2 separate regions of the Homo sapiens genome follow, and region 1 is linked to region 2. A link is a loop called in an ENCODE intact Hi-C map of the cell type or tissue named here. Cell type or tissue: A673. All regions are shown on one strand. Each heading gives the region's core, and the rest is flanking DNA. Links, peaks and the distances in the headings are about the cores only.

Region 1 (2,919 bases), core at 146-2,645, 520 kb before region 2:
GTATAAAAAAAAAAAGAGTACCTACTTCAAAGATAATGCATATAATAAACTTGTAAAAGTCGTGAAAGACACTAAACATTCTAAAGATGTTAGTAGTCATGATTCTTATTTCTCTCTCTAGTTGTGTTGCCTGTGGATTCAAAGAAGAAAACATTCTCAGAAAAATGGAACCCATTCTTCAAGTAAGGGAATGTGGAGAGTGACATTCTCCTGCTAGTAAGGACAAGAGATGATAAAATTGAACTAAGGTGATCACAATGGGAATGAAGAGAAGCAAACACATTCAGGAGATATTTCTGGGTCCATAGGACTTTGTGACTTCTTGAGCACAGTGGCGAAGGAAAGACAGATTTAAGGTTTCTAGTCTACATTCATATATGGATAGTGATGACTACAACCCATGGGAAACATAGAGAAAGTTTCATTAAAAAAAGGACAGGTCCAAAGGCAGTCTACAAACTTCAGGGGAGTACATGCTCTGGTCAATAAATGTGTAGTTATTCAAAATGCAAGGTTCGATAAACATAAGAAAATGTGCCAAATTCATTAGTCATCAGGGAAATGCAAAGTAAAAGCACAATGACATACTAGAATGGCTAAATTTTAAAGGACCAATGATACCAAGTATTGATGAAGACGTGGAGGAACTCATTCAACGCAGGTGGGAGTGTAAATTGATACACTACTTTGGAAAAATGTTTGGTAGTATTTATCAAGGCTAAAATATGTTAGCAATTCCTCTCCTGGTTATATGAATAGTCTACAAAAATATATGTATGAAAATGTTCAGTTATTCACAAAAACTGGTAACAAGCTAAATAATGTCTTAAATGTAGAATGAATAAATTGCAGTGTGCTCATACTATTGTCTGAAATTGTCACCTAGTAAGTGCACAGCAATGGAAAAGAATAAGCCACTGAATATCATAGACAAAATATTGACTTGAAATGTTTAGATAGACACACAAGAAAAGTTCTGAATGATGATATTTACATGAAGTACAAGAACAGGCAAAACTAATAGCAAAAAAAAATGTCATTAAGCTGTACACTGAACATGTATGCATTTTACTTTGTGAAGGTTATAGCTCAATAAAAAAGTAAACTTTATAAAAGAACACAGGGCTAAAATCTTGGAGCAGTTCTTGGAAGCAATACACATGAGAAGGGCTGGAAATTCTGGTATGCACTGGAACTGCAAGGCTGTAGTGGTAATTTAGTATTCAAAATGAGTTGCTGGCTCTAACAGAACTATCAAACACTGCTTAAGGTCATTCCTGGAATTCATAGTGGTTTTGGCGTTTGTCAATTTTGGTCCCAGTGGAATCTGTAATAAGCCTCTAGAAGGAGCTGAATGGTGCAAAGAGAAGGGTGTGTCTCATAAACTATCAGGAAACTCTGGGGAGCCTGGAAGGACTGTGTGTATATCACAGAGCTGCCACAAGAGGGCACTGCCTCAGTCAGGAGGCGGTGGCTCCAAGTGGCTCTCAAGGCATGCCACCCACCTCCACCGCGACCCAGGAGCTTGGAGCTCTCCCCAGCAAGAGTAGTAGATGGTGTGTCCACCTGAGGTGGGACTGTGGTGTGGATTCTTCTGCTGGGGTGGCTTCAATTAAGCTGCTTCCTTCCTCAGGTGCAAAAAAAAAAAAGAAGAAAAGAAAAGAAAAAAAAAAAAAACAGCCAAAAGTGGCGTCTTCTAGTTCTACAAATTCCAACAGTTTAGATACTGTATCTCAAGTATCCCCTCTATTTGCTGTCTGTTTATTCATGAATATTTTTTGAACACCTACTATGTGTATTGAGGACACAACAGTGAGGAAGACAGAAATAGCTGCTGTCCATATAGAACTTAGCTTTAAATAAAAGAGAAAGACAGGAAGCAGGATGTATTCAGATTATAGTTAGTGATATGAGGAAAATGACAAGGATGATGTGGAGGGCAACAATTTTAGATAAGGTGGTCAGGGACTGCCTCTCTAAGGAGCTTATGTTAAAATTGAGGCTTGAATAATCAGAAGAAAGTGGCCATCCAAATAGCTGTGGGACGAGCCTGGCACAGACGAGAGTAAGTGTCAGTTCCAGAGTGGGGAGCACACTCGCTCTCTGCCACCCAGCACGAGCTACCTGTGGGGATTGGGCTTAGAAGCACCTAGTATGCCTCTCCACCGTTTACTCAATATCACCTTTTACTTAATATTAATGCTCTCTGGTTTTCCACCTCCTCTCAGCAAGGAGAGGAAACGGCAATTTTCCACCAGCAAACATCAGTATTCTGGGATTTAACTACCCATGAGTTAGAACTCAACATGGCAGCAGGGAAACCTATTGGATTTAGAATGCATTTGCTCAGAAAGGGAGCGTGTACACCTAGAGATGGTTCTAACGGGACATAAACAATAAAATCGCAATTACGTGTTAGATTCCCCATAACCGCTGCCTGTAATTGATTTCCAAGTTTTTGTTTTTCCTTTTCTTTTCATCAGATGGGTAAGGGTAATGTGCCTGCCACATCAAAACAAGGCTTGAGAGAGGCTTGAGATGCAATTATGTATACAGAAGCAGGAAGGAATCTTGGCCCTGGTGCGCTCCTGTCTTCCCCATGTCCCCTGAGTACCCTGGGCTTATCCAACCTTTTAGTAATTATCACATGGGATTGCCATTCTCTCCTCTAGAGCAGGAGCTATTCAAGAGCAGAGACCATGTGGAGTTTGTCTTGCTGAATGCAGCTTCTAGTTCATTAGCTGGTGCTTTGCACACACTTGGTAAGTGATGGTGAAATGCATGCATGCACACATGCCTGAGTTAATTCATCACCTCAACTCAGTCTATGCTTACTGAGCACCTAACACATGCAGGTATTCCTCTAGATGCTTAGAACATGGCAATAAGAAAGACAGACAAAAATTCCTGGCCTCACAA
Region 2 (2,919 bases), core at 323-2,822:
CAATGCATCTGGCTTTGAGCACCCAGTGAGAGGGCAGCCTGCAGAGGAGGAACACGGGGTTCGAAATTAATTAGACATTCCTGGGTTTGAATCTCAGCTCTGGTCCTACAGGTGTGTGACCTTGAGCAAGTTAAGTCATAGTCTCTCGGCCTCAAAGTGCTCAGAATTTTAAAACCAAAGATAAAACCCCTTTCACAGGATTACTGTGAGGATTAAAAGAGAAAGAGTTTAAGGTACCTAACACAATAAAGGCTGCTGCTTTCCTTCCTGCGCTCCAACTGGTTTAAAAGCTTCAGTGCATCTCTAATGACAATGGGTGAAGTTTATTTTTTCAGTATGGAAGACCCTCAATGCCTCCTGTTCATTCTATTTCATTCCTCCCATGAATATGGATGTGCCAGGCACTGCTAGGAGCTAGAAAGAAGTGAGGAAAGGTCCCTGCTGAGAGTATCTCACAGTCGGGGGAGGAGAAGGTCACATTTTTAATCTCCCTTGAGGTTTTGACCTTTGTTTTTTCCAAATCTCCAAGCTAAGTCATTGCATTCTGCAGATGAATTGACACACTTTGATGCCCATTAAGGTAACGAGGTTTTATCATCAACTCTGACATCTCTGCAAGGCACTGGGAGGGGTTATGAGGCTCAAGGCCCTCATCCTTCAAGAGGACGTCGGGGTAACCAAGGGGTTTCAGCACAGCTGCCCCTCTCTGCTGGATGAGTTCAGTAGAGGAACTGGCAGGCAGTTACCATAAAAAGAAATCTGTTACAGCGTCAAGGCTAGGAACGTAAAGGTGTACCAAAAGCTACACTTCCTGCACCAGAAGAATTGGTGTCATTCCTAAGCCTTATTAGACTAATCTAAAAGAAGCAAATTAAGGAATCACAGCCCTGATCAGTGCCGGGTTTAAAGTAGTTTATAGGCCAGGCACAGTGGTTCACTCCTTTAATCCCATCACTTTTTTTCAGACCAACATGGCAAAACCCCGTCTCTACTAAAAATACAAAAATTAGCCAGATGTGGTAGTGTACACCTGTAGTCCCAGCTACTGAGGAGGCTGAGGCAGAGGTTACAGTGAGCCGAGATCACCCACTGCACTCCAGCCTGAGCGACAGAGCAAGACTCCATCTCAAAAAAAAAAAAGGGGGAGTTTACAGTGTGGGTGAGTTAACCCAGAAGGGTTGCCAAATATCAGGCCTCTTACAAATGAATACTCATTATTATTGCTAGAGTAGCAATGTTCATGAAAATGAACATTTCTAGAGTACAAAAAAAAAAAAAAATCAGAAACTTTAAACATTTTCCCAAAGTCTTGTTTCATCTAGTAACTTGCTAAGGAATTCATTTCCTCAATGGTAAGATAGGCAGCCTTGACATAGTTTGGTTCTGTCAAAGTGCCATCCAAGCACCATCTGGGGAGCTGCCTAAAGATGCAGATTCCTTGGCCCCACCCTGGGCTGACTCATCACCCTGTGGTGGGTCCAGGAACCTGCACTTTCTTCTGAGTCTTGCTCTGTCACCCAGGCTGGAGTGCAGTGGTGCAACCTCAGCCTTCCAAGTAGCTGGGATTATGATTACAGGAGTGAGCCACCGTGCCCGGCCAGCACCTGGATTTTCTAGCATGCCTGCTGCTCAGAAACTGGGCTCCTGCCCAGTAGCAGAAATGGTCAGGTTTATGATATTATACAAAAAAAGGTGGAAGTTGAGGGAATGTCTGAAAACAAAAAAGATCCAATTCAGCTCTTCATTGAGCCCCACGTTTCCAAACAATATCAAAAGACTGTATTTTTTTATGTAAGTAACTAAAATGACAGTCATCTTTCTCTTGAAAAATGATCCTCAGAAAACAAGGGAACAGTGACCTCTTGAGGAATCCAGAAGAATCTATGATCTCATATCTCATGCACCATGCATCAGAAATACTAAAGGAAGAGGAAGAAGGAAAATTCAACATCCAGCAAGGGCCTATTTGTCAAATATTATACCTAAAATCCAGTGGGAAAGATCCAGTGGGAAAGTAAACTAGAGAAACTATATAGAAGCTAAGGAGAGCCAGTTTTTTTTGTTTTTGTAAATGACTGGCTCTAGAAGCAGCAGGGTCCCAAATCCCCTCACCTGGAAGTGTCTATCTCAGCTGTGTAGGAAGGGCTCAGTCATCTGGGATTCAGCAGGGTTCTTAAGAGCTGGTCGTATGACCCAGCTTGGCTTGGTTGCAGAAAAATACAAAATGACCCTTCTTATACCATGAAGGGATCTTGTGTTTTCTTCAGCAGGGAAGAAAACTGTAACAACTCAAAGAAGTAAATTAACCCACCCAATTTTATAGAAGAAGAAGGTGAATTCTGAAGGGTTTGGGGAGTTGGACCCTCGAGATTGTTACTCCCCCCCCAAGATGCCAAAGGTCTCTCCCTTGCCACCCTCTCACACTGCCAGCCAGAGAGCAGGAGGGGGAGATCAAACCAGACTTAGCCCTAGCTAGGGAGAAGCAAACCGCATGTAATATTTCAAAATGAAATCAAACTGCAGTGCCAGGTTGAGGATCCACTAACAATCCAGTTTTGCTTGTAAACATCCCACTTTGAGGGGCATAGCCTCCCCTGTCACCCACTTCCTCCCACCTGTGTGCTACACGACAGGCTGTACACCTGCTCTCCAAGCCACCCAATCGGTTTTACAGTGATTCCATCCAAACCAGGAAAAATCATTTTTCATTCTTTTTGAAGCCAGCAGCCAAACCAAAGTACAACGCCAGCCCAAATCGAACATCTTAATTAAAATGCCTCTTACCTGATTTGACTGCTTTAATGGGGTAAGTGGCATGAGCAAGAAAGTTGGGATCGCTGAACATATCTTCTTCATAAACCACAAAGCGCAGAAATGCCAGGTTTGGGTCATAAATTTCAAATGTCACCTTCTCCTGTG

Evidence for each region. Hi-C counts contacts between places; a loop is a spot of excess contacts. Peaks named below come from ENCODE experiments on the same cell type or tissue, not always from the same donor. Only the 100,000 strongest peaks of a DNase experiment are listed, where the experiment ranks them.
Region 1: a loop joins it to region 2, with 9 times the contacts of the local background. A loop is called at or near these places in 7 of 110 quality-filtered maps.

What each region holds. Positions count from the first base shown.
Region 1 is chr16:82,455,322-82,458,240 of GRCh38, reverse strand. No RefSeq gene overlaps it. Among named protein-coding and RNA genes, the nearest start is that of CDH13, 170 kb to the left of the region's middle. In A673, for the core only: CTCF peaks have their summits at 1,237 and 1,439 (motif pointing right); a DNase peak (open chromatin) is centred at 1,440.
Region 2 is chr16:81,939,925-81,942,843 of GRCh38, reverse strand. PLCG2 (phospholipase C gamma 2) reads right to left here. Exons shown (of 33, transcript NM_002661.5): 30 at 2,785-2,919. Among named protein-coding and RNA genes, the nearest start is that of SDR42E1, 70 kb to the left of the region's middle. In A673, for the core only: a CTCF peak has its summit at 1,865; a DNase peak (open chromatin) is centred at 1,853.